Linked DNA regions of Homo sapiens: all the other regions are linked to region 2. A link is a loop called in an ENCODE intact Hi-C map of the cell type or tissue named here. Cell type or tissue: PC-3. All regions are shown on one strand. Links, peaks and the distances in the headings refer to the core of each region. The heading gives the core; the rest is flanking DNA. Region 1 overlaps GLYATL3 (glycine-N-acyltransferase like 3). Region 2 overlaps RHAG (Rh associated glycoprotein). Region 3 overlaps MMUT (methylmalonyl-CoA mutase).

Evidence for each region. A loop is a pair of places that touch in the nucleus more often than their neighbours do. Peaks named below come from ENCODE experiments on the same cell type or tissue, not always from the same donor. Only the 100,000 strongest peaks of a DNase experiment are listed, where the experiment ranks them.
Region 1: it touches region 2 in a loop (10-fold over the local background); 73 of 110 quality-filtered maps call a loop at or near these places.
Region 3: a loop joins it to region 2, with 9 times the contacts of the local background. A loop is called at or near these places in 13 of 110 quality-filtered maps.

Annotation. Positions count from the first base shown.
Region 1 is chr6:49,526,894-49,538,108 of GRCh38, forward strand. GLYATL3 (glycine-N-acyltransferase like 3) reads left to right here. Exons shown (of 6, transcript NM_001010904.2): 6 at 1-1,185. The coding sequence ends at 21. Among named protein-coding and RNA genes, the nearest start is that of C6orf141, 18 kb to the right of the region's middle. In PC-3, for the core only: a CTCF peak has its summit at 5,388 (motif pointing right); DNase peaks (open chromatin) are centred at 3,718 and 5,348; H3K4me3 peaks cover 794 bases; H3K27ac peaks cover 376 bases.
Region 2 is chr6:49,598,248-49,609,195 of GRCh38, forward strand. RHAG (Rh associated glycoprotein) reads right to left here. Exons shown (of 10, transcript NM_000324.3): 8 at 8,903-8,973; 9 at 8,601-8,674; 10 at 6,928-7,583. The coding sequence ends at 7,566. Among named protein-coding and RNA genes, the nearest start is that of RHAG, 33 kb to the right of the region's middle. RefSeq lists a silencer at 1-195. In PC-3, for the core only: CTCF peaks have their summits at 9,072 (motif pointing left) and 9,281; a DNase peak (open chromatin) is centred at 9,024; H3K4me3 peaks cover 540 bases; H3K27ac peaks cover 308 bases.
Region 3 is chr6:49,449,114-49,455,781 of GRCh38, forward strand. MMUT (methylmalonyl-CoA mutase) reads right to left here. Exons shown (of 13, transcript NM_000255.4): 5 at 4,472-4,643; 6 at 2,353-2,601. Among named protein-coding and RNA genes, the nearest start is that of MMUT, 11 kb to the right of the region's middle. In PC-3, for the core only: no CTCF peak of the experiment used is centred there; no DNase peak of the experiment used is centred there.

The sequences.
Region 1 (11,215 bases), core at 3,115-8,114, 74 kb before region 2:
TCTGGCCTGCCTCACCTCTAGCCCAGTAAAAAACTGCAGTGGTTTTATTACTTTCCCTGAGCATACACACACTCTTGGCTGCCAACGAGGGGAGAGTTAAAATGGGAATCAGGGGACTCTTGAGTTGTTGGAAAGGGTCTGGAGAATATATACAGGATCCACTTGAGAAGCCTTAATTTTTCGTATCTCAGGTTTCTCCAGTAAATAGCTGTGGGGGTGAAGAGTAGCTGTGGCTGAAGACTGAGGACGATTGTCCTCCTGTAGGATCCACTGTAGGAGAATAGGTTCTAAAGCCAGCAGTTTTAGTGTACTAGGAGAAATTACTGCATGAGAACAAATGATTTAACAGAGGACCACGTGGCTACTGCTTTTTGATTGCTGCTTGGACCTCTGCTCTGTATTCTTAAAGCCACACCGCTTCCCTACTGCCATCATATTCCCCTGTCCCCACTGCTATGTCTCATCAACCTCTGTTCCTAACACCTCTGCCACCAAGTTCTCTGTAGAGTAACCTCCTTTTTCCCCTTTAATTACTTGCTCTTTACTTCTGCCTAGGACTCTAGCCTATAGTTCACTGCCCTGGGAATGTTCAAATATAGTGGTTCTTACATTTTAGTGTTTATCAGAATCACCCAGAGGGCAGGTTGCAACACACATCACTAGGCCTCTCCTTCTACGAGGTAGGGCCCAAAATTTGCATTTCTAACAGCTTCCCACTGCTTATTTGCCTTGGATGAATGACAATATGGGCATTTTGATGCTATAAACAAATGCTGTCACCATAGAACTAGACTTTACCTATAACCTATTTCAGCCCCCTTATTTATAGTCTACTTTCCCATATAAAACTAAGATTTATATATAGGGGTGTTTGGGGGTATGCAAATGAATATATAACATATATGCATACACATATATATACATTCTCTTCATTTCTTTTATATGTATAGGTATATACTCATAGAATTTTGATAAGATAATAAATTTTAACCCTTTGATTACATATGAAAAATTTGAGGACCAGAGAAAATAAATGACTTTTTCAAGATTATATTCTTTATAATCAGTACTGGAGGCAAAGCCAGAATGCTGCCATTTTAATTCCAATCTGTTATTTTCACTAAATCATGTATCCTTTTTTATAATGAAAATTAAAATGCTTACATAATTAAAATATTAATTTTAGTTTTCTCTTATTCTTGTCATTATTTCTTAATTTGGGTTCTGATTGCTTGTGTATGTATACCTTTCAAGGTCAGTAAAGAAAGAGATAAGCATCACCAGCTCTGTTCTCTATTTATAATAAAAGCAGGCACTAACACAATAGTTAGATTTGCCTTGTCTTGATAATGTTGACTTAGCTATATAGAAAATATTGGTTTCTTATCCCCAAGGAGGTCACAAAATTCTGACTACAAAGATAAGGGAAAATCCAACTTTCAGGCATTCATTCTGAGAAAAGGAAGCAAACTGGCTGAAGTAAAACACATTTTAATTAAAAAAATAGGACTCAGTAAGAGTAAATATATGCTTAGTTCATCCTGAGCCCACAGTTACCTGGAAACTTATCTAGCCTTGGATCCAGAGGGGAAAGCACCAAGTAACCAGAGTCCATAAACCTCTTAGGAGAATATGCCCTAAGGACGCTAATTATGTTTAGCATCGCTTAAGCATGAGTTAATCCTGCTTGATATATAGCAATATTATTATAGCCTTATTTTCTTCCTAATGATAATTTGCCTGACATTTAACGTTTAACTATGTGCTAATAATTGTACCAAATATGAGATGTATATAACTTAATCCTGGTGAGGGATAAGGTATTGCTTTGTTGTGGGAATTCTTGCTTAGAGGTGTTATGAGTCACCAAAGTCATGCAGGCTCTAAGTGGCCAAATCATGATCAGAACATGGGTTTGTTGGATTGCAAAGCCTATACTACTAGTCATTATGCTAATTGGCCTCTTAAGCAGCTTGGAACAGTTTGTAAATAATTATTCCCTTATCTCGTTACATTCTGAATTTTCTACCTTCACCCGCACCTCCAAAACAGACCCCATATTTGAAAGATTTTTGTTCCTACCAAATTGCTCTTATACTATTTTCTTACTTTCATCTTCCAGCTAACTATGTTGGATATAATTGCTCAACTTTTAACACTGTTTCTGACCCTTTTAAGGCATGTGCAGAGAAAGTCTGGAGTAAGGAGAGGACAAGGAGAAGAGAAAAACTCAAGAAGTAGAAACGGGGCCAGGCGTGGGGGCTCACACCTGTAATTCCAGCACTTTGGAAGGCCAAGGCAGATGGATCACTTGAGACCAGGAGTTAGAGAACATCCTGGCCAACATGGCAAAAACCCATCTCTATTAAAAATACAAAAATTAGCTGGGCATGGTGGCACATGCCTGTAAGCCCAGCTGCTTGGGTGGCTGAGGCATGAGAATCACTTGAATCCAGGAAGCAGAGGTTGCAGTGAGCCAAGATAGCGCCACTGCACTCCAGCCTGGGCAACAGAGCCAGACTGTGTCTCAACAAAAAGAAGTAGGAAGAGGCTTGATTAACATAGGTTTTATTTGTTAATTCAAGGAAATTCTTCAATGTAATATAAAAACCAAAAAAAAAGCCTTAAGCAGCGCATTAATCTGTTTGGAAATTAGTTGGGAGGCTATAAGCTAAGCAAAAGGTGGTGGTAGCTTGGATCTGAATGCTAGCAATGATAATGGTGAAAAGTGAACAGTTACTTAAACTATTTAAAAGGAAGAGTTGTCAGAACTTAATAATTTAGTGGCTGTAGGGTATGCTGAGAGAGAAATGTCAAGGATGACTACTGGGCTTCTACGTTGTGAAAGCCACAGCTGGTGATAGTTTTCACTGAGATCAGAAACCCTGGAAAAATCTCAGATCTGGAGCAATTTGTAGCAGGGAAAATTGTTTGTTCAGTTTTGGGATGTTGAGTTTTGAAACATGCAAGTGATGGGACCAAGTTGGATATTTGAGTCTAAATCTCAGAGAATTTATTTGGGATAGATGTATTGACTTAGATGATAACAGATATAGATATAGATATAGATATAGATATAGATATAGATATAGATATAGATATAAATATAGATATAGATAACAGATAACTGATATAGATGATAACAGAAGCCATGAATTTAGCTGAGGTTGTCTAGGACTGAACCTTAAATGCATCAACTATTTAAGGCAAGGGAAAAGAAAGGCTCTGGAATAGGAGAAGGAGCAGCCAGAAGATAGGAGGAAAGCCAGGAGATGACTCCCATGGAAGAGAAAGAAGAAAAATTTAAAAATGGAGGGATGGTCAATGGTGTCAAATTATGCTGAGAGGTCAAGAATACATTAGGAATGAAACATCTTCATTCCATATTTCACTCTCAAATATTTTAAACATATGTACCAAAAAGAAGCCAGAAACTGCATATTGCATAATCCTGTTTCTATAAAGTTTAAAACCAGGCAAAATGAATCTATATCTGTAGAAGTCAGGAAGTAATTACCCTTCAGAAGGATAGTAAGTAAAACTGGACATGAAATGGCTTCTGGATTTCCAGTAATATTCTGATTCTTGACTTGGGTGGGTTACAAAGGTGTGTTCACTTTGTAACACTTTGTTACACAGCTGTGTTCCACTTGGTAACACAAGTATGTTCCCTCCAGCCCTGACTTAGCCAGGCCCTTCCCTGCTGGGCTCAGTCTTTCCATAGGCAAATCTGCATGACTAACCACCTCCTCCTCGCCCCCTGTGAGTCAGGGCCTAGAGCATATGATTATCAAGCTATATAATTATGATATATCTACTTTTCTGTATGCAAGTTGTACTGCAATAAGGAATATTCGTTAATAAAAAACAGGCCTGAAATCTGGAAAAAAAATGCATATTTCCATTACATAAAAATCCCACTTTTTAAAATTTATATTGGTATAATATAAAAGTATGCAAAGATTTGTATAAAAGGATGTTTATTACAGCATTGTGTGTAAAGGTGAAAAAACCTAAATATTTTAAGTAATTCACTGGTTAAATATAGTACAAGCATTCGATGAAATTTTATGGAGTACTAGAAAACTAGGTTTGGTGATACAGAAAAGATGTACATAATAACACTAAATGCAAAAACAATTACAGAAAATATGTGTAATCCATTTGAAATTCAACTGTGAAGGTAAAGAGGGGGCAAGTATGTAGGTAAATAGTTTTGAAGACAGTTTAATAGGTTTTATTAAAGGTAAAAGTTGGTAAATGGTGGCACGTATTTTATGGTGTGGCTATGGTTAGATATAATGATAAAGGGAGTCAGTACAGGCAACATGCTCAGCTTCCTGAGACGTGTGTTTCTCTGTTTGGGATAAATCTTGACTAGGTTTTGTAAGCATCTGTATATTTTAGCAAGAATGAGTATTCAGTCTGCCTAAGAATCACTGAAGAGACATAGAGGGGAATAACTGAAAATTCAACTGCTCAAACTTTGGGAGCAAGAGAGGGAAGTGCAATTGTGGGGAACATTTATACAGCCTCTAAAATAGAATCTCATTTAATAATACAAGATTTGATTCTGTTAATTTTGCATTTTTTTAGTCACTAAGTTTTGTTCAGTGATTTGAATTTTCAGAAAGAACATGAGATAAATATATATTAAATTTCCTTAAGCTGTCCTTGATACACCTCAAATTTTGTATCCTTTTTCTAACCTCAATAAATACTAGGGGCAAGGAAAAAATGACAATGAAAGTAAAAGGTAGCAGATGGAGTAACAAAACATGGAGTACAAATATTATTTCTTCCTTCTTGCCTGAAATGGTTGGATTAAAATTATTTGTTTCAGTGGGGAAAATGAAGATAGTAGAAACATAAAATACATATTTTTTTTTCTACATCAGTGTGGCTAGTTAACATTTCCTAAGCTTCTCATAGCCCAGGGTTCTCAATCCAAGCTCCAACAATAAAACCTAATCATTAATAACACTTTGCTTTTTCTGATCTTGGCCCTGAAGGATGGAATAAAAGAAGGAAGATAGTCATTCCTAGTGTCTCCTTTTTTCCTTACCCCCTCCCACCTCAGTAGTTCTAGTGTCATATGTGTTCCCAGGACTGTCCCAATTTTGTTCACCACTTGAGGAAATTTTTTCCTTGAGACAACTTGTTCACTTCTTAATCTTGCTCTAGTGACTTAAAAAATTACAAAACGCATAGCTAATGTCTGAATTTTCCTCTTACTAATTTATGTGCAATTTTCCCTTCCACCAACAGGTGTATGTGTTTCCAAGGCAAAATATGCTTTAGGTTTTAAACACTGTTTGTTACAAGACATTGCTTATGATAGGACTATGAGACATTCAGTTAATACTATGTAGTTATTGCAGTGAACACTAGATGTCAGATTTTACTTCTAGATTATTTCCCAATAGAGGGCGCACTTGAATTGTTTCTAAACATTTCATTAGAATTTTTGCCGCATTTTGAACTATTTCCTTTCAGCAGATTCCTATAAGCTTAACTACTATATCAAAGGATATGAACATTTTTAAATCTAAACATATAATGTGTAACATTTGTTTCAAATGATTGTGCCAACCTATCCCATTTGACCTCACTGTCCCAGAGCTGAGTAGTTCTTTTTTCTTTTTCTTTCTTTTCTTTTTTTTTTTTTTTTTTGTTGTTGTTGTTGTTGGTTTGTTTCTTTTTTAAGGCAGAATCTCGCTCTGTCGCCAGGCTGGAGTACAGTGGCGCGATCTTGGCTCACTGCAATCTCCACCTCCCGGGTTCAAGCAATTCTCCTGCCTCAGCCTCCCAAGTAGCTGGGATTACAGGCATGGACCACCACACCCAGCTGATTTTTGTAGTTTTAGTAAAGACGGGGTTTCACCATGTTGGTCAGGATAGTCTCGATCTCCTGACCTCGTGATCCACTCGCCTTGGCCTCCCAAAGTGCTGGGATTACAGGCGTGAGCCACCACACCTGGCCAAGCAATTGTTTTACATTGTAAGTGATGGATAACAAGATCTTGCTAATTTGATTGGGAGGGGAGCACTTATGTTTACTGGAATTTATGGGTCTTCGATTTTTAGCAAGATTATTGTCATCATTTTTAATACTCTTTTGCAATGATACAAATTATTTCTGTATACCTGCTAGATTCTTGCTGTATTTTTAAACCATTAACTACAAGAGACTGTTTACCTATTGAGAATATAAGGCCCTTTGTTATTTGCTGCAAAAATTTCAGACTTTTATTCATGTAATAGACTAATATTCATGTAATAGAATATTAGATATGATGCTTTTAAATCTTTTAAATATTTGACATTTCTATTCTATCAATCTTTTACTTTTATTTTTACATTGCTTTATTTTAAAATTTAAAAAGTTATTTTAAAATGTCATGAAATAAATCTTTATTACAAAAATTGAAATTGAACAGTATATAACTACATACATATAAAGTATACAGTGAGTTTCTAGTCTCTCATCTCTCATGCCTGCTACTTTCCAAGAATAACAATTGTTAATAGTTTATATATCCATCCAGAATTCTCTCCATATGTGTTTGTGTGTGCATATTACATAATAAAAACACATAAATATACTTTGTCACTTATAAAGTGGAATCACATCGTATATTGCTTTGCAACTTAGTTTTCAACTCAACAATATAGCTTGAGTATCTTTTCATGTTAGTTCATACAGATTTTTCTTATTTTATTTTAGATTCAGGAGCTACATATGCTTGTTTGTTACATGGGTATATTGCATACTGGGGAGGATTGAGCTTCCAATGTACCCAAAACCCAAATAGTGAACATTTTATCTAATAGGTAAATTTTCAACATTATCCCTCCTCACATTCTCCCCACTTTTGGATCCCCATATCAATTTTTCTTTCTTTTCCTCTTTTTTTTTTTTTTTTTTTTTTTTTGAAACAGAGTCTTGCTCTGGCGCCAGGCTGGAGTGCAGTAGCACGATTTCAGCTCACTGCAACCTCCGCCTCCCGGATTCTCCTGCCTCAGCCTCCCGAGTAGCTGGAATTACAGGCATGTGCCACCATGCCCGGCTAATTTTGTATTTTTAGTAGAGACAGGGTTTCACCATGTTGGCCAGGATGGTCTGGAACTCCTGAGCTCATGATCCGCCCACCTCAGCCTCCCAAAGTGCTGGGATTACAGTCATGAGCCATTGCCCCCTGCCTCTTTTTTTAATGATTATGCTAAAAATTGTATTCCACTCAAGATTCAGTGACTTAAGTCTTGTTCTAAAAATCTAATTGTTTGATTTTTTTTGCTTTTCATTATTATATGTAAATTTAGTGGTTTGAAGTTTTGTGTTTAATTAAATACATAAGAAATGTATTTTGGTTTGTGATGTGAACTGGTCTAATTTTATTTATTAACTATTAAGAAGTTTTCCAAGCAATATTTATAAATAAGAGACATGAGCCTTTTTAATAGCAATGACTTAAGTATTAACATATGTGTTCAAGTCACAAATGAGTTCATCATAATTAGTTCTTACCTATTTATTAAAAGATATCCAAGGTCTTATACTGAAGCGGTTCTACTTTGCCTTACTTGCTGGTTTTATTGGTAAAAGTAGAAAAATGATGTTTCTTTTAAAGTGTTCTATTATTTGTGGAAATATCTTCTTTTGAATAGGACACTCAACATTATGTTTATCTTTATTATATGTCAATTGTATGGGGAAAATACAAGTTTTTTTAATTTTTGACTTTCTGGGGCTAGATAAGTTTATTCTAGAGTTCACATGTAAAATAAATAGGTAAGAGTAGCAATACAAAGTCTGAAACAGCAAGATAAAAGAATAGGTTAACCTCACCAGTATTAAAATACACTATAAACCTTCTATAATTTTAAACAATGTAGAATGGTACATGATTATGCAGAACAGTAAGACAGAAAAAAAGTTCAGAAATAACAACAAATAGCTAGGAAAGTTTAGAGAAAGATAAAAGTGTAATCTCAAATCACCTGGGTAAAAATGCTATTTTAAATAAATGATAATGAGACAACTGTACAGTAATTTGAAAAAAGTAAAATAAAATTGGATCCATAACTCACACTCTATACCACAATGAATTCCAAATTAATCCAAGGTATAAAATAATTTAAAAGTGCAAGGTGGCTCATACCTGCAATCCCAGCATTTTGAGAAGCTGAGGCAGGAGGATTGCCTAAGCTCAGGAGTTCAAGACCAACCTGGGCAACATAGTTAGACTCTAGTCTCTACAAAAAAAAATTGTTTTAAAAAATTAGCCAGGTATGGTGGTGTGTGCCTGTAGTCCTAGCTACTCGGGGGGCTGAGGCAAGAAGATTGCTTGAGCCTGGAAGGGAGAAGCTGCAGTGATCTGTGATTGTGCCACTGCACTCCAGCCTGGGCAACAGAGCAAGACCTTGTCTAAAATAAAAATAAAAATAAAAAATAAATAAACAAATACTTTAAAAAAGAAGTCACACATTTACTAAAAGAAAACATGGGTTTGTTTTATTATAACCTAGATATGAGGTTATAATATCTAGGTTATAACAAAAACTACAAACCAAAACAAATTTAGAAGCAATAAAAGAAAAAAATTAAGCTCAGTACATTGAGTAGAAATGTATGGTGCATGTATGTAATTGTTCAATTGCAAAACAGCATAGCTACAGCAACAATACAAATGACAAACTAAGAGCAACAATTAGCAACTTATGTCAGAGATAAAGCGCTATTTTCTACAACATGTAAACAGTCCCAAAAATTGAGAGATGAAAAATATTTAAAACCGAACAGAAAAATGGGCAAGTGACATAGTTAATTCACAGAAAAATATAAACAAAGTGGCTGCTAATCATATGAAAAGATGCTTAAATTCACTCAACAGAAAAATGCTATTTAAACTATAATGAGATACGATTTCTAATCTATCAGATGGCCACAGTCAAAAATCTTGAAAATTAAATACTGACGAATTGTGGAAAATTGGCCTATATATACATTGGTACTGAGCACATAAAGTATTACATTTCCAGTGAGGGGAATTTAGTAATAGCTAATAAAGTACGTATGCATTTACTCAAGCAATTCAATGTCTAGGAATTTACCCTGAGATTTCCCCCGTGAATATAAAACAAATGTTTGCACAAAGTAATTCATGCTGATATATTATTTGTAGTTGCAACTTTTGGAAACAACCTAAATTCCCAAGGTTAATAATCTAGTTGAATAGATTATGATACGTGCACACAATGGAGCACTATTCTCCATGATATTTTTAAGTATGAAAAAAACCTAGGTGCACAAGAATAAGAAACACGTACATCAACATAGATCTCTACTTATTTTGCAAATAGCAACTCAAAAAAATTAAATCAGAAACTTTTAACAAAAAATGACCTATAAATAGTGGAGATTGGACTAAGGACACACTCCCTTGAATATATCCCTTTTACATAGTTTTGAACAAGGTATAAACCTGTGATTAAAAATAATATCAGGCTGGGTGCAGTGGCTCACGCCTGTAATCCCAGCACTTTAGGAGGCCAAGGAGGAATGATTGCTTGAGCCCAGGAGTTTGAGACCCACCTGGGCAACATAGTGGGACTCTGTCTCTAAAAAAAATTAAAACAGAAAAACAAAAAAATAAAAATAATATCTACTCCCTAGTTCTACCCACTGAAAAGACCTACAACTACTCCTGAGAAACAATGACCATTCCTAGTATCCAGATCTTTGTTTCTAATACATGTTAGGAGGAGTAAGACTTTTGATAAAAAGTCTACTTCTAGGTCCCTGGCAAGGAAAGATCATCTTGGGCAAGAAAGTAACAAAGTGGGGGCCGGGGCGCAGTGGCTCAAGCCTGTAATCCTAACACTTTGGAAGGCTGAGGCACGTGGATGACCTGAGGTCATGCCTTCGAGACCAGACAAGCCAACATGATGAAACTCCGTCTCTACTAAAAATACAAAAATTAGTTGGGCATGGTGGCACACGTCTGTAATCCCAACTACTCAGGAGGCTGAGGCAGGAGAATCACTTGAACCCGGGAGGCAGAGGTTGCAGTGAGCTGTGATCGCATCACCGCACTCCAGCCTGAGTGATAGAGGGAGACTGTGTCTCAAAAAAAAAAAAAAAAAAAAAAAAAAGAAAGAAAGAAAAAGAAAAAAAAGTAAAGAAAGAAAGTAATGAAGTGTGTGGACTAAATGTGATCTTGTCAAAAGTAAACAAAACTGGTGTAACAGAACTCTAACTTGCCAAATTTAGTATAATTTGAGCATCAAAAATAACAACAATGGCAATGAATAACAGACTGATTTTTAAAAAATACTTATGTCCACAATGATATAAAAGCAGGGGTAGGATAGGTAGCAAGCAAAAAACTTCTTTTCTTTTATAATTTGGAGACGGGTTTTTGCTCTGTCGCTGGGGCTGGAGTGCAAGGACACAATCACAGCTCATGGCAGCCTCAACCTCCCAGGCTCAAGTGATCCTCCCATCTGAACCTCCAAAGTAGCTGAGAGTATAGGCACTGCCACTACTCCCTGGTTAACTTCTGTATTTTTAGTACAGATGGGGTTTCTCCATGTTGCCCAGGCTGGTCTCAAACTCCTAGGCTCAAGCCATCTGCTCACCTTGGCCTCTCAAAGTGCTGGGATTATAGGCGTGAGCCACAGCACCGGGCCCAACAGCTCTTCTTTATAGAAGAATATCTACTAAGAAATGAAGAAGGAATGACAAAATTAGAAAATTCCCATTTCAAAGAACTCAGTTTAATAATTGATTCAGGAAAGGATTATCAATGGATGGTTAAGTCAGTGCATGAGTGGCTATTGGGAAACAGGATAACATAGTGTCAAACTCTAATCTCACAGGTTATTTATTAATTGCAAAGGGTAAAATGTACCTTTATAATGGGATATCTAGTAATTATCATCTTAAGTATTCAAATTAGCATTAGTAGTGGTAGAACAACCTAATACCGTGAGTCTTCTGATATGATGCAATGAGAAGTGCCATATGTTGCCTATGTAGAATTCTTGTCTAAAGTGTTTAAGCAGAATCTAATCAGAAAAATTCAAAAGGTGGAACATTCTATTAGACAATTGGCCTGAACTCATAAAAATAGTCAATGTCATAAAAAATTGAATGCTTCCTTCATTCTAGATTATAGGGAACTAAGGATTCTTAACCAACTGTAATTTATAA
Region 2 (10,948 bases), core at 5,949-10,948:
TTATTACTTACAAGAACTGCCTTGCAGGAAGGCAGGAGAGAGTGTTTACAAGCCAGGGAGTGATGATGATCATGAGCCAGTTCCCTGGCACATCAAAATGATAGACTTACTTATATTCCTGAGTATACCCAAGACCCTCCAAGATTTGCTTTATGATCAGCAGGGAGGGGAGGGGGTCTCATTACCCTGGTAATGAAAATGATTCTTTTTAAGGATCAGAAGGGAGAGAAGAGTGGACTTTATAAATGAGCACACTCCAGAACACCTATTTGAAAGAAGTTCTGACGTGTGTTTAAAAGAAGTCAACTAGGGGGCAGTTCCAAGATGGCCGAATAGGAACAGCTCCAGTCTACAGCTCCCAGCACGAGCAATGCAGAAGACGGGTGATTTCTGCATTTCCAACTGAGGTACCGGGTTCATCTCACTGGGGCTTGTTCGACAGTGGGTGCAGGACACTGGGTGCAGTGCACCAAGTGTGAGCTGAAGCAGGGTGAGACATCGCCTCACCCGGGAAGTGCAAAGCGTCAGGGATTTCTGTTTCCTAGCCAAGCAAAGCTGTGTCAGACGGCACCTGGAAAATCAGGTCACTCCCACCCTAATACTGTGCTTTTCCAATGGTCTTAGCAAATGGCACACCAGGAGATTATATTGTGCACCTGGCTCAGAGGGTCCCATGCCCATGGAGCCTCGCTCATTGCTAGCACAGCAGTAGGAGATTGAACTGCAAGGAGGTAGGGAGGCTGGGGGAGGGGCACCCACCATTGCTGAGGCTTGAGTAGGTAAACAAAGTGGCCAGGAAGCTCGAACTGGGAGGAGCCCACTGCAGCTCAAGGAGGCCTGCCTCCCTCTGTAGACTCCACCTCTGGGGGCAGGTCATAGCTGAACAAAAGGCAGCAGAAACCTCTGCAGACTTAAATGTCCCTGCCTGATAGTTTTGAAAAGAGTAGTGGTTCTCCCAGAATGGAGTTTGAGATCTGATAAGGGACAGACTGCCTCCTGAAGTGGGTCCCTGACCCCCAAGTAGCCTAACGGGGAGGCACTCCCCAGTAGGGGCAGACTGACACCCACACGGCCGGGTACCCCTCTGGGACAAAACTTCCAGAGGAATGATCAGGCAGCAACATTTGCTGTTCAGCAGTATTCACTGTTCTGCAGCCTCTGCTGCTGATACCCAGGAAAACAGGGTCTGGAGTGGATCTTCAGCAAACTCCAACAGACCTGCAGCTGAAAGTCCTGACTGTTAGAAGGAAAACTAACAAACAGAAAGGACATCCACACCAAAACCCCATCTGTATGTCACCATCATCAAAGACCAAAGGTAGATAAAACCACAAAGATGGGGAAAAAACAGAACAGAAAAACAGAAAATTCTATAAATCAGAGTGCCTCTCCTCCTCCAAAGGAACGCAGTTCCTCACCAGCAACAGAACAAAGCTGGATGGAGAATAACTTTGACGAGTTGAGAGAAGGCTTCAGATGATCAAACTTCTCTGAGCTAAAGGAGGAAGTTTGAACCCATCGCAAAGAAACTAAAAACCTTGAAAAAAGATTAGACGAATGGCTAACTATAATAACCAACACAGAGAAGTCCTTAAAGGACCTGATGGAGCTGAAAACCATGGCACGAGAACTATGTGACGAATGCACAGGCTTCAGTAGCCGATTCGATCACCTGGAAGAAAGGGTATCAGTGATTGAAGATCAAATGAATGAAATGAAGTGAGAAGAGAAGTTTAGAGAAAAAAGAGTAAAAAGAAATGAACAAAGCCTCCAAGAAATATGGGACTTTGTGAAAAGACCAAATGTACGTCTGATTGGTGTACCTGAAAGTGACGAGGAGAATGGAACCAAGTTGGAAAACACTCTGCAGGATATTATCCAGGAGAACTTCCCCAACCTAGCAAGGCAGGCCAACATTCAAATTCGGGAAATACAGAGAACTCCACAAAGATACTCCTCGAAAAGAGCAACTCCAAGACACATACTTGTCAGATTCACCAAAGTTGAAATGAAGGAAAAAACGTTAAGGGCAGCCAGAGAGAAAGGCTGGGTTACCCACAAAGGGAAGACCATCAGACTAACAGCAGATCTCTTGGCAGAAACTGCCAGAAGAGAGTGCGGGCCAATATTCAACATTCTTAAAGAAAAGAATTTTCAACCCAGAATTTCATATCCAGCCAAACTAAGCCTCATAAGTGAAAGAGAAATAAAATCCTTTACAGACAAACAAACGCTGGGAGATTTTGTCACCACCAGGCCTGCCCTAAAAGAGCTCCTGAAGGAAGCACTAAACATGGAAAAGAACAACTGGTACAAGCCACTGCAAAACCATACCAAATTGTAAAGACCATCGATGCTAGGAAGAAACTGCAGCAACTAATGAGAAAATAACCAGCTAACATCATAATGACAGGATCAAATTCACACATAACAATATTAACCTTAAATGTAAGTGGGTTAAATGCTCCAATTAAAAGACACAGACTGGCAAATTGGATAAAGAGTCAATACCCATCAGTGTGCTGTATTCAGGAAACCCAACTCATGTGCAGAGACACAGATAGGCTCAAAATAAAGGGATGAAGAAAGATCTACAAAGCAAATGGAAAACAAAAAAAGGCAGGGGTTGCAATCCTAGTCTCTGATAAAACAGACTTCAACCCAACAAAGATCAAGAGAGACAAAGAAGGCCATTACATAATGGTAAAGAGATTAATTCAACAAGAAGACCTAACTATCCTACATATATATGCACCCAATACAGGAGCACCCAGATTGTAGAGACCTACAAAGAGACTTAGACTCCCACACATTAATAATGGGAGACTTTAACACCCCACTGTCAACATTAGACAGATCAACGAGACAGAAAGTTAACAAGGATATCCAGGAATTGAACTCAGCTCCACACCAAGTGGACCTAATAGACATCTACAGAACTCTCCACCCCAAATCAACAGAATATACATTCTTCTCAGCACCACACCACACCTATTCCAAAATTGACAACATAGTTGGAAGTAAAGCACTCCTCAGCAAATGTAAAAGAACAGAAATCAAAACAAACTGTCTCTCAGACCACAGTGCAATCAAACTAGAACTCAGGATTAAGAAACTCACTCAAAATTGCACAAATACATGGAAACTGAACAACCTGCTCCTGCATGACTACTGGGTACATAAGAAAATGAAGGCAGAAATAAAGATGTTCTTTGAAACCAATGAGAACAAAGACACAACATACCAGAATCTCTGGGACACATTTAAAGCAGTATGTAGAGGGAAATTTATAGCACTAAATGCCCACAAGAGAAAGCAGGAAAGATCTAAAATTGACACCCTAACATCACAATTAAAAGAACCAGAGAAGCAAGAGCAAACACATTCAAAAGTTAGCAGAAGGCAAGAAATAACTAAGATCAGAGCAGAACTGAAGGAGATGAGACACGAAAAATCCTTCAAAAAATCAATGAATCCAGGAGCTTGTTTTTCGACAAGATCAACAAAATTGATAGACCGCTAGCAAGACTAATAAAGAAGAAAAGAGAGAAGAATCAAATAGATGCAACAAAAAATGATAAAGGGGATATCACCACCAATCCCACAGAAATACAAACTACCATCAGGGAATACTATAAACACCTCTACACAAATAAAATAGGAAATCTAGAAGAAATGGATAAATTCCTGGACACATACACCATCCCCAGACTACACCAGGAAGAAGTTGAATCTCTGAATAGACCAATAACAGGCTCTGAAATTGAGGCAATAATTAATAGCTTACCAACCAAAAAAAGTCCAGGACCAGATGGATTCACAGCCGAATTCTACCAGAGGTACAAGGAGGAACTGGTACCATTCCTCCTGAAACTATTCCAATCAATAGAAAAAGAGGGAATCCTCCCTAACTCATTTTATGAGGCTAGCATCAACCTGATACCAAAGCCTGGCAGAGACACAACAAAAAAAGAGAATTTTAGACCAATATCCCTGATGAACATCGATGCAAAAATCCTCAATAAAATACTGGCAAATCCAGTCCAGCAGCATATCAAAAAGCTTATCCACCATGATTAAGTGGGCTTCATCCCTGGGATGCAAGGCTGGTTCAACATATGCAAATCAATGAATGTAATCCAGCATATAAACAGAACCAACGACAAAAACCACATGATTATCTCACTAGATGCAGAAAAGGCCTTTGACAAAATTCAACAGCCCTTCATGCTAAAAACTTTCAATAAATTAGGTATTGATGGGACATATCTCAAAATAATAGGAGCTATTTATGACATACCCACAGCCAATATCATACTGAATGGACAAAAACTGGAAGCATTCCCTCTGAAAAGTGGCACAAGACAGGGATGCCCTCTCTCACCACTCCTATTCAAAATAGTGTTGGAAGTTCTGGCCAGGTCAATCAGGCAGGAGAAAGAAATAAAGGGTATTCAATTAGGAAAAGAGGAAGTCAAATTGTCCCTGTTTGCAGATGACATGATTGTATATCTAGAAAACCCCATTGTCTCAGCCCAAAATCTCCTTAAGCTGATAAGCAACTTCAGCAAAGTCTCAGGATACAAAATCAATGTGCAAAAATCAAAAGCATTCTTATACACCAATAACAGACAAACAGAGAGCCAAATCATGAGTGAACTCCCATTCACAATTGCTACAGAGAGAATAAAATACCTAGGAATCCAACTTACAAGGGATGTGAAGGACCTCTTCAAGGAGAACTACAAACCACTGCTCAACGAAATAAAAGAGGATACAAACAAATGGAAGAACATTCCATGCTCATGGGTAGGAATAATCAATATCGTGAAAATCCCATGCTGCCCAAGGTAATTTTTAGATTCAATGCCATCCCCATCAAGCTACCAATGACTTTCTTCACAGAACTCGAAAAAAACACTTTGAAGTTCATATGGAACCAAAAAAGAGCCCCCATTGCCAAGTCAATCCTAAGCGAAAAGAACAAAGCTGGAGGCATCACACTACCTGACTTCAAACTATACTACAAGGCTATAGTAACCAAAACAGCATGGTACTTGTACCAAAACAGAGATATAGACCAACGGAACAGAACAGAGCCCTCAGAAATAATACCACACATCTACAACCATCTGATCTTTGACAAACCTGACAAAAGCAAGAAATGGGGAAAGGATTCCCTATTTAATAAATGGTGCTGGGAAAACTGGCTAGCCATATGTAGAAAGCTGAAACTGGATCCCTTCCTTACACCTTACACAAAAATTAATTCAAGATGGATTAAAGACTTAAATGTTAGACCTAAAACCTTAAAAACCCCAGAAGAATACCTAGGCAATACCATTCAGGACATAGGCATGGGCAAGGACTTCATGTCTAAAACACCAAAAGCAATGGCAACAAAAGACAAAATTGACAAATGGGATCTAATTAAACTAAAGAGCTCCTGCACAGCAAAAGAAACTACCATCAGAATGAACAGGCAACCTACAGAATGGGAGAAAATTTTTGCAATCTACTCATCTGACAAAGGGCTAATATCCAGAATCTACAAAGAACTTAAACAAATTTACAAGAAAAAAACAAATAACCCCATCAACAAGTGGGCAAAGGATATGAACAGACACTTCTCAAAAGAAGACATTTATGCAGCCAACAGACCCATGAAAAAATGCTCATCATCACTGGTCATCAGAGAAATGCAAATCAAAACCACAATGAGATGCCATCTCACACCAGTTAGAATGGTGATCATTAAAAAGTCAGGAAAGAACAGGTGCTAGAGAGGATGTGGAGAAATAGGAACACTTTTACACTGTTGGTGGGACTGTAAACTAGTTCAACCATTGTGGAAGACAGTGTGGCGATTCCTCAGGGATCTAGAACTAGAAATACCATTTGACCCAGCCATCCTATTACTGGGTATATGCCAAAGGATTGTAAATCATGCTGCTATAAAGACACATGCACATGTATGTTTATTGCACCACTATTCACAATAGCAAAGACTTGGAACCAACCCAAATGTCCATCAATGATAGACTGGATTAAGAAAATGTGGCATATATACACCATGGAATACTATGCAGCCATAAAAAAGGATGAGTTCATGTCCTTTGTAGGGACATGGATGAAGCTGGAAACCATCATTCTCAGCAAACTATCGCAAGGACAAAACACCAAACATCGCATGTTCTCACTCATAGGTGGGAATTGAACAATGAGAACACTTGGACACAGGAAGGGGAACATCACACACTGGGGCCTGTTGTGTGGTGGGGGGAGGGGGGAGGGACAGCATTAGGAGATATACCTAATGTAAATGATGAGTTAATGGGTGCAGCACACCAACAAGTCACATGTGTACATATGTAACAAACCTGCACGTTGTGCACATGTACCCTAGAACTTAAAGTATAATAAAAATTATATATATAAAATAAAATAAAAGAAAAGAAGTCAACTATGTCAAGTAATATACATGAATAAAATATAAATTATATAATTTTTTTCAAGGAATAAAATATTAAATAATCCACTCTTAGTTATAATTTTTAAGTTCATTCTGAAGCTGGTGTTCTGTTAATTATGGTAGGGCTGATTTCCTTGTTGATACCTAGATACATCTTGGGAACATTTCAGGACTCCAAGGCTAGAAGAAAAATCTTTAAAAGCTTCCAGATAGAAAAAATAAGTTATTTGATTTTCTTAAAAATGATTTTTTGACGATGTCAGTTATCTTTTCTAAAATTTAACTTTTTACAACATTCTATAATGAGACATTAACTTGATTTTTTAAAAATAGCAAATACATGATAAATATTTAAATTGAGTGTGGACTAAATATGAAGTGTGTGTGTGTGCACCTGTGTGCTTGTTACTGACATGAATTCCAACTACCAAAGAAAGGAGAGTCAAAGACTGATGTTTTATTTTATAACAATATTTAATTATTGGACATTTTATGCAAAATAGACTTTGATCAGATAGCATTTGAGCTCGTTGCAAATAGTCAACATGCAAAAGGAATTAAGAATAATATTCATGCAAGGATACAACATTACTAACTAGACTATTTTTAAAATAAAAAGCACTACCTAAAATCATCATATTACTACTTTACACACATGCATTTCTTTAATTATTTTTTTACATAGATTTCTCACATCTATTCTTGCTTCATGGGTTTCAGTTTTATAATTTTTGGGATTGAAGACATAGTGTCTACATTAAGAAACTGACATGTTTACTCTGTATTTACTCACTGCCAAAAGCTTTTTGGGAATCCTGGAGAAGATCTATTTGATTATCTGTTTTATGAGTAACATCCCCTCAATTAATCATTGAAGAGCAAGAGACAGCATCAGACATAAGGACATTTTTACACTGGCCATTTGGGACTTAGGATCTATTCACTCTGGTCCATACTCTCTTTGGTTACTCCCTTTTTGTTTATTTGGACTTGATTCTGGATAATGGGAAAGGAAGCTGGAGAGCAGGAATGGTGTTTAGACTTCAGGTTCCAGCTGGCTGTGGTCACCATGTCCATGGAACTGATTGTCAAGTTATCTCGTCTTAGGGACCTTTAAAAAAACAAGTTTGAGGGCACTTAATAGTTTATTTCACTGTTCTTGTCAGAAATTAGTATTGAAACAAAAATATTTTTGGTAATTATTATTCAAGCTTGGAAAGAACTGGGAATAAAAATTGTTTGAGTTGAAGAAAAATAAAAGAATAAAACATTTATCTCACCCACCCTGACTACATTCCCGCTTTTCCAAACTCATTCTCTCTGAAATTTTGCTGAAAACACCCAAACATCTATCCCTCTCAAGCTTTGCGGGAAATAATTTGGGAAAAAGTATCAATAGAGTAAAGAGAAACTGGAGGATAGAAAGAGGCTGATGTTTCGTTATTCATAGGACCTCTTGATGTGTACTCACTCAAATTCTTCAACCTTATATATTTCACTTGCTTTTGACTACTTTTATGTATAGCATAGTTTAAAATTATGTTAAATTTCTTTTGTTTTTTGTTTTTAACCAAATAAACCTGTGGACTATATATGGTATAAAATCTCACACTATTTCTGAGAATTCATATTATTTTTACGAATAGCTTTTTATGGCTCTCAGAGGAGTGAAACAACATTTACTAACTAAATTCTTTTCTTTCTGTCTTTCTGTCTTTCTGTCTGTCTTTCTTTCTCTTTCCTTCTGCTTTAGAAAATACCATAACTTCTGATTTTATCTGGCTGGGCACATCATCTCAATTTCTTTCTATAAATAGGTAGTTCATTCAGTTTCTTTTCATTTATTTATTTTTCTTTTACACTTGACATCCCATTGAAAGAAAAATTTTAAATTTATTATTTATAATTTTTGTAGAGAGTTGCCCAGGCTGGACCCAAACTCCTGGCATCAAACAATCCTCCAGCCTCAGCCGCCCAACGTGCTGAGATTACATGTGTGAGCTACCTACCATGCCAGGCTAACTCAATTTCATCACACCTATGCACACAGATATCTAGGCTTGAAGTGTGTAAAGCTTTCACTAATGGAGTCATCGTTCACATTCTTGTTTAGAATACTGTACAGTACCTTCCAATAAACAGAATCATCATAGCAGTTCTGGTCAGATGGCTGTCCCCAGAGAGGCAACTTTAGAATTAAACCTGTGACGGTAGAGGGAAAATGAGTCATGTTGTGACGCTGAAGAGGAAAATCTACTTGCATAGTAGCTTATATACTATTATAAAATCATCCCCTTTAAATGACATAATTACTTTACTGCCAGAAGTTTAGAACATTTTTGAATTTAGCAATTGACTTGCTCATTAATTATCTATTGTAAATAATCTGAGAGCATAAGATACAGGGAAGTGTTCACTTTTTATGCTGACCTGTCATCAGACCTCCAACAACTGCTGTTCCGATAGAGGAACCCAGTGCAGCTGCCTGCATGGCCATAGACCTAAGGAAGCAAACAAAAAAGAATCAGTGTCTTTCCTGGATCTCAGCCAAAGAAAGTCTCACTCACTGAGGGTGTGGATGACTGCCATCTTCAGGCCAGAGTGTAACATTACACAGCAGCAAATTAAGCATTTGTTACAATTTTTCTTTCATATTCTTATTTTCTTTGAAACTCTTGAGCAGTGTTAGAAAATTCTGAGATACACCTTAAAGAAGAGAATCATCTTTTCATGTAAACTTTGGAAATAAGACTTTCCTTAGGGAGGGTTTAGCACTCTCAAAAAATTGATACCTGATCTGATTCATTTAATAAATATTGAGTATCCACTCTCTGTCAGTTTCTTTTCTAGGAACAGAGGATAGAGTAATACATAAAACAACATGAGCTACTAAAGCTAATTTCAGCATATATTGTAGAGATAGCTCATTGAAGATATTCAAGTATATCTCTATATGTCATCTTAGAAGTCATTGCCTTAAACTGAAATTAGTAAAAAATACTTTGTAATTTTGAGAATGAAAGAATGTGATAAAAGGCCATTGAAGTGCATAAAGGTGTTATATGAATGACAAATGACCTGGGAATGTGGGGATCTTCTTAGCACAGCAGCTTACTCATAGCAGACAATAAAGAGTTGTTGAAAGACTGAATGAGTGACTCCAATGAATAAAACAATTGGAAAATAAGAGTTTTTTTGGTCTTCCAGTCTCATCATCCAAGGGAAAGGATGCACTAAACTCAGATTCCTTTTTTTTTCTCCTTATCTGAAGGGTTTACATATTTTAATATATAAAAAAACTGCACAAGTAACATATCATTGTGAAAACATTAGAAACTGCAGATAACAAAAAGAAGCAGAAAAGTTTAATATCCCTCAGATTGTATCAGAATAAAAATGTAAAATAAAAACATGTATTTTTATTAAAATGCAATCTTACTATATTACTTATTTTCACATTAAATATGTTTTAGGGATCCGTTTATGTGAGTCAGTGTAGATCTGGACCATAGTTTGAATTGTGCAAAGTATTGGTTGCTTCCAGTGTTTCATATTTTTAAAAATGCTGTGAGAACATCTCCTCTGAACATGCTTATGAACTTGTCTGATTATTTTCCTAATATAAAACCTATCTAGAAATGAGAATATTAGTAAAAGGCTACATATACCTCTTTTTTTTGAGACGGAGTCTCGCTCTGTTGCCAGGCTAGAGTGAAGTGAGGTGATCTCAGCTCACTGCTGTCTCCTCCCCGCGTTCAAGCAATTCTCCTGACTCAGCCTCGCAAGTAGCTGGGATTATAGGCACCCACCACCATGCCGGGTACTTTTTGTGTTTTTAGTAGAGATGGGGTTTCACCATATTGGCCAGGCTGGTCTCAAACTCCTGACCTCAGATGATCCACCTGCCTCGGCCTCCCAAAGTGCTAGGATTACAGGCTTGAGCCACCGTGTCCGGTCTATATACTTCTTAAGAACTTTTCCAAATAGAAAATTGTACAATTTATATTCCAATTTTTTACTTTAGCCATTATTCAGTATTATTATTATTATTAATTCATTCATGCTTTATCGCTTTGATAAGTGAAAAACTGGTAGCTTGTTTTAATTTGCATTTCTTTGATTATGAGTGAAGTTGAGTATTTTATATATACTTATTTGATTTTCTTCTTTTGTAAATTTCCTGTTAATTTTATAGGAATTTGCCAAGATCTTTTACAAGGTCTTAAAAGATATTTTTGATAACAAGTGTTCTGTGATCAAATAAACTTGGAAAACACTGATTTATACAAAATTAACAGCATTACTAGAGTTATGCTGCTATAATTTGCAAAAACATCCCTTAAGAATATTAACTTTCCCTTGTTCTATGCTTACCAAAAACCTAATTTGCATTTTAATATTCTGAATAGACACATGTAAGTAGTTTGGTTCTCAGGCAGTATTTTATTTGGTGTGAGATATGTAAATTTTACCGAA
Region 3 (6,668 bases), core at 858-5,857, 150 kb before region 2:
CTTGAAAAGACAACTAACAAGTATATTCCAAAAAACACAAAACCTCTTAAGTCTTGGGAGAAAATTAAAGCAACATCAATTCTCTAATCTTTATTTTTAGGTACATAAAGTTTTCATAATTACATAAAGTCTGTAAGAAAAATATATTTTAAAATGCAATTTACTTTTGATTTGAGCTGCAGAGAAACAATGTAACCTCATCTTTAATGAAATCAGGAAACATTTAAACCTTCAATCATAGCTTCATATATGAAGGCAGAAAACAGACAGTGGAATGATATATGACTTAGCAGAAAGGATCAAGGTCAACCTGCTTTTCCCTGATGAATTCAAGAAAGAAGAATCTATATTGGATTCTACGTAAGTGTAAAATGAGAAGCTAAAAAGAAGAAGACAATTTGAGAGTCTGCAACCACCCCTCTCTCATTCTGTCAGGAGAACCAAAGTTTACTGTCTACAGAAAATGAACTCGAGACACAATGAACTATCAAATACCAAATACAGACAGAAGTAAGGGTAAGATGTCTTACTGAAATAAAAGCCTGTACTCTGACTAAAGACTAAAAACAAAAAGCACAGAGAGAAAATGGAGACAATACAGGATGTAAAAGAAAACTTCAGAAAATATCATGAATTCAGAATATAAATGGATTCTGTACTAATGAAACAAATGAAGATGACATTAATTATAAGGGGGAAATTAGAAAACAAAAATGAGCTCTACGAATCAAAAATATAATACATGAATGTAAAAATAAGTAGAAATATAAAGTTGACAAATCTTTAAGAACACAGAAAAAAAAGGCAAACAGATATACTATAGAAAAGATAAGAGCAGGCAGGGAGCAGTGGCTCATGCCTGTAATCCCAGCTCTTTGGGAGGCCAAGGTGAGTGGATCACGAGGTCAGGAGTTTGAGACCAGCCTGACCAACACGGTGAACCCCCGTCTCCATTAAAAATACAAAAATTATCCGGGTGTGGTGGTGTGTGCCTGTAATCCCAGCTACTCGGGAGGCTGAGACAGGAGAATCGCTTGAACTAGGGAGTCAAAAGTTGCAGTAAGCCGAGATCACGCCACTGCACTCCAGCCTGGTGACAGAGTAAGACTCTGTCTTAAAAAAAAAAAAAAAAAAGATAAGAACATCAGCACATCAGGATATTATTTAAGGAGGTCCGTAGCTTATGACTAGGAGTTCTAGAAAGAGAACCCATATGAAAATGACAAGAAAAATACTGTCAAAGAAATAATACAAGAAAATTTCCTAGAGCTATAAAAATATTTTTTAAAAAAAGGTGAGATGAAAAAGACCCAATAAAGGTTCAGTACCATGTAGGAAAAAATACACCAAGTTATACATCAATACAAAAAATAAAGAAGAGGTCCCAATACTTTCAGAAAGAAAGATCCTGAATGAGAATGGCATCAAATTTCTGATCAGAAATATTGAAAGCCAGAATAAAAATCTAGAATAAAAAACAGATCAATGCTTATAAACTTGCTTATGAATTTCCTGAATGGAAATAATGTCAAGCTTAGTCAGGCTATTAATCAATTATAAAAATAGAATAAAGACATTCCCAAACAGGAAAAGTTTCAAATAATTTATCTCCCATGCACCATTTTTAGCAGGTTTCTATGAGATGTACTTCCAAATAACCAAGAGATAGACATGGGATTCAAGATTCAGAATTAAACAGAGGAGAAATGAAAATATATTCCTACTATAATGGCAAAGAGGAGTCAAAGAACAGCAATAGTGAGCAGAAATAGAGAAAAAACAATTTAAGTCAAATGAGAACATTAGAAGAATTCAGAAAAGATTACATTGAGATATAATTATATTGGTAGTAAGGGAGGAGGAAAAGTAGGGGTATGAATCAGCCAAAATCTAAACTACCCTACTAGGAAAGCAATAGATAGTGTCTAAGGTCTCATGTGTAATGTCTACAGTTGATAAAATTACAAGAAATAGTATACATGTGATTTTAAACTATGCAGATAAAAACAAAAATAAGCAAAGAAGTATGTATCTTACTCCAGGAAGCAGGAAAAAACAAGTGGATGATCAAAAACTGCTGTTCTTTGTATGAGCTTTTTAATACTAGCTGTCTTTTTAATTCTTTTAATAAAATACTTTAATAGAAATGTATTTTTAAATGGATTGTTTTGAAAACTATAAAATCAAATCTGAATTTTTTTTGCAAACATCGTTTAAATTATTATATAAATCTGTAAGTGATTTGATTTATAAATTTAAAATCTATAAATCTTGACTTGTAAGTTTTAAAATCTATAAATCTTTACAAATCTGTAAATTCTGAAAACAAAGTTGCAAAGTGGAAAAACTTACCTTTAAAGCAGCATCATAAACATCATTTGTGAGACATTCCATCATGTAAGAACCTCCCCAAGGATCAGCCACTTTGGGAATCCCAGATTCTTCTTGAATGATGATTTGTGTGTTCCTGGCAATTCGAGCACTTTTCACAGTTGGCAAACCCAAAGCTTCATCAAAAGAATTTGTGTGCAAAGACTGAGTCCCTCCAAATACTGCTGCCATTGCTTCTATTGCAGTACGGACAATATTATTGTAGGGATCCTAAAATATTTGATAAAAAACAAAAACTCAAAGAAACAGGTGATAGATATTGCAACTATAAACAGCAACATGATTAAACAGCAACTGCTGCATATTTTCTATGTCAATTTCCATATTAAGCTTCAGAATAGCAAATAAATTCAGACAAATTAGTTTAGAAGCCAAAATTAGAAGAGTCAGAGTTCAGTGTTTAGTGCCTCTTATAATCCTCTGAAATATCAGATATTGTTGTGCTTACTTTTATATTGCCTAAATACTTTTCTATAAGTATATCAACAATGCATTCTTTTTCTACTTAAGATTATATAGTCCTTCATTTCATAATTCACTCTTTGCTGATTATTTTGTCTACCTCACAGTATCTACCACAATGATGTGTACAAAACAGGCACTGAATAAATGTTAATAAAATAGATGAACAATGAACTGAGATATCAGAAATTTGAGTTCTAGTTTATTGCATGCCTAATTGTGATTTGGGCAAGTCATTGGATCTCTCTGAACTTCAGTTTCTTTAGCTGAAAAAATAAGCAGGTTAAAATAAAAATGATTATTAAAGTTCCTTCCAACCCTAAAAATCTCTTATTTCTCCATGTATTTATTTATTTATTTTTATTTTATTTATTTATTTATTTTGAGACGGAGTCTCGCTCTGTTGCCCAGGCTGGAGTGCAGTGGCGCAATCTCGGCTCACTGTAAGCTCTGCCTCCCGGGTTCACTCCAATCTCTTGCCTCAGCCTCCTGAGTAGCTGGGACTATAGGTGCCTGCCAACACACCTGGCTAATTTTTTTGTATTTTTAGTAGAGACGGGGTTTCACCATGTTAGCCAGGATGATCTTGATCTCCTGACCTTGTGATCTGCCCGCCTTGGCCTCCCAAAGTGCTGGGATTTACAGGCGTGAGCCACTGTGCCAGGTCTATTTCTCCATTTATAAGAACCTGAAGTTTTATTTCATACAGAGTATAATAGTTATTATTCAACATTTAAATGTATAAAAGCAATGTAACTTTGCACATATAAATTATTTTTAAATGTACCAAAATAATTTCATATGTAAAGAGAACATGTATAAAAACAAGGCCATAACTATACAATTTTTAAGAGAACAAATTAAATTACCCAAGTAAAAACAGTCTTTAAACAGTCTGCTTGCATGCTTGCTTAAATACATAACTTTAACACATAAAATATGTATGTATATATAATTAATTTTAAATAGGCAGTTTTATGTTAAGAATTATAACTCTTACAATTATATGAGAGTACTAACTTATGACTTTTGCTTCCTTCTCATCATCAAATTCTGTTTTCTTTCTTTCTTTGTTTTTTTTTTTTTTTTTTTTAGACGTAGTTGTGCTCTTGTTGCCCAGGCTGGAGTGCAGTGGCGTCATCTTGGCTCACTGCAACCTCCGATTCCCAGGTTCAAGTGATTCTCCTACGTCAGCTTCCCAAGTAGCTGGGATTATAGGCATGCACCACCACGCCCAACTAATTTTGTATTTTTAGTAGAGGTAGGTTTTTGCCAGGTTGGCCAGGCTGGGTGCCTCGGCCTCCCAAAATGTTGGAATTACTGGTGTGAGCCAACTCGCCCAGCCTTGTTTACTTTTACAAGTGTTTCAGCACTACAGGGAAGCTAGGATGTAAGTGATTTTATATTGTTAACCACCAGAGGGAGACAATTTTTATTTATTTATTTATTATATTATGTATAATTACAAACCTAAGTATACATTATGCTTCAGAATATTTATCATTTCAAATATTAACAGATAGCTTCTTAATTCTATTTCCTGCTTGTGCCACATTGCTCAGAAAAAATATATATATATAACTTTATTAAAATTCTACATTTTAAATTATATACATACCTGCTCAGTAAGTGACCATCCAGATGTCTGACAGTGTGCTCTTAGAAGAAGAGATTTTGAGTTTTTAGGCTGAAACATTTTCTCTATTAAGTGAGCCCAGAGTCTTCTACCAGCTCTCATCTTTGCTATTTCCATATAGAAATTCATTCCAATTCCCCAGAAGAAAGACAACCTAAAATAGTAACGTTAGGTCCAGAATTTAATTAAAGTTAACAATATAGAGCAGAAAATAAAACTAATTGTATCACACACTAGAAAATCAAGGTCTATATTTTAATTTCGAAGAACTTAATTTGAATTAAGATCAGTGCACGTACATTTATGTAACTTTAAACCTAACATAAAATTACAGTTTTATGCATATGGAAGAAATTTTGCTTCAGGTAAGAATTATTCACTTTGTAATTGGTTTTCTTAATGAAAGAATCTCTTCCTATGCCCTTCATTAAATAAAGATTCAATTTATTTAAAAAATGTATATTTTAGGAATACTCAATATGTAAGACAGGAGTCACCTATGAATGAAATAAAACAGCAAATTTGCTTTGTTTAGCCAGAAAAGTGTTTTGTAAAAGAATGATTGTGCATTGGTCTAGGCATATACTTCTCCAATTTGTGCCCTTCACCTCTCCCTTTTATCTTATATTCTGTGCTGATTTAAACATTTAGGTTACTTGCCTGTCTCTAAAGGCACAAAGCTTGCAAATCTACTTCTGACACATTTTTGGAAGTTCTTTTTTTGAGACAGAGTCTTGTTCTATTGCACAGGCTGGAGTGCAATGAAGCAATGTCGGGTCACTGCAACCTCCACTTCCCAGGTTCAAGCGATTCTTGTGCCTCACCCTCCCAAGTAGCTGGAATTACAGACAAGCACCACCATGCCCAGCTAATTTTTGTATTTTTAATAGAGACTGGGTTTCGCCATGTTGGCCAGACTGGTCTTGAATTCCTGGCCTCATGTGATCTGTCCGCCTCGGTCACCCGAAGCACTGGGATTACAGGCATGAGCCACCACACCCAGCCTTGAAAGAAGTTCTTAACACAGCAGTTTTCAAATATTTTGATCTCAGGTTCCCTTTCTACTCTTAAAACTTACTGAAAATTCCAAAGAATTTATTTCTTTATTTGTATAATATCTATCAATATTTTATTTACTAGTTCATTCAAAAGTAACAATAAGGAAGGGCACAGAGGCTACTGCCTAGAATCTCAGCACTTTAGGAGGCCAAGGCAGGAGGATAGCTTGAGCCCAGGAGTTTGATACCAGCTAGGCAACACAGGGAAACCCCATCTCTACAGGAAAACTTAAAACTTAGCCAGGTATGGTGGCACACACCTGTAGTCACAGCTACTTGGGAGCCTGAGGTGGGAGGAACCCTTAAGCCTGGCAGGCTGAGGCTGCAATGAGCAGTGATCATGCCATTGCACTCCAGCATGTGCAACAGAGCAAGATCCTATCTCAATAATCATCAAATCAAATCAAAATAAACCCACAACATGTTAACATTAGTAACATTTCTTATGAAAAATAAGTATGCTTCTTAAAAAAATATATATATATATAATAAAAGCATCATTGTTTTACATTTTTGCAAATCTCTTCAATGTATGGCTTAAGAGAAAACAGCTGGAGTCTCATATCTGTTTCTGCAATCTGTTGCAGTATCACATATCGTGTAGCTTCTGAAAAACATCACTATAAATTCTTGAGAAAATGAAAGTGAAAAAGGCAAATAAAGCTCTAACATAAGCATAAAAACAGTTTTGATCTCAAATACCCCAGAAAGAGTCTTAGCAATGCCCAACTGTTCTTAGACCACACTTTGGGAACTGCTGTCACAGTAAGTACACAAATCCCTGGTACAAAGGAGCATTTCAGTAGTCTATAAACACTAAAGGCAGAAGCTATGTTTTCTACATGTTGTATTGTCAGCATATAGGCTAGTGTTTGGCACAGCAAAGCTTAGCAAGTGATTGCTGTACTGATTGAACCACCGAATGACTTTCGACTTCCAAATTTAAATATTTCATAAACTACATTTAAGTTTTCCCATATTTTTCATACAACATTATTAAGAAACTGTTGTGAAACAAATGTTTCAACAGCACAGTGGATCCCAAAACATTACATTAGATAGTGCAACAGAAAAAAAAATAATAATAGATGAATTCTGTATTCTAAAATGGAAAAATTAGA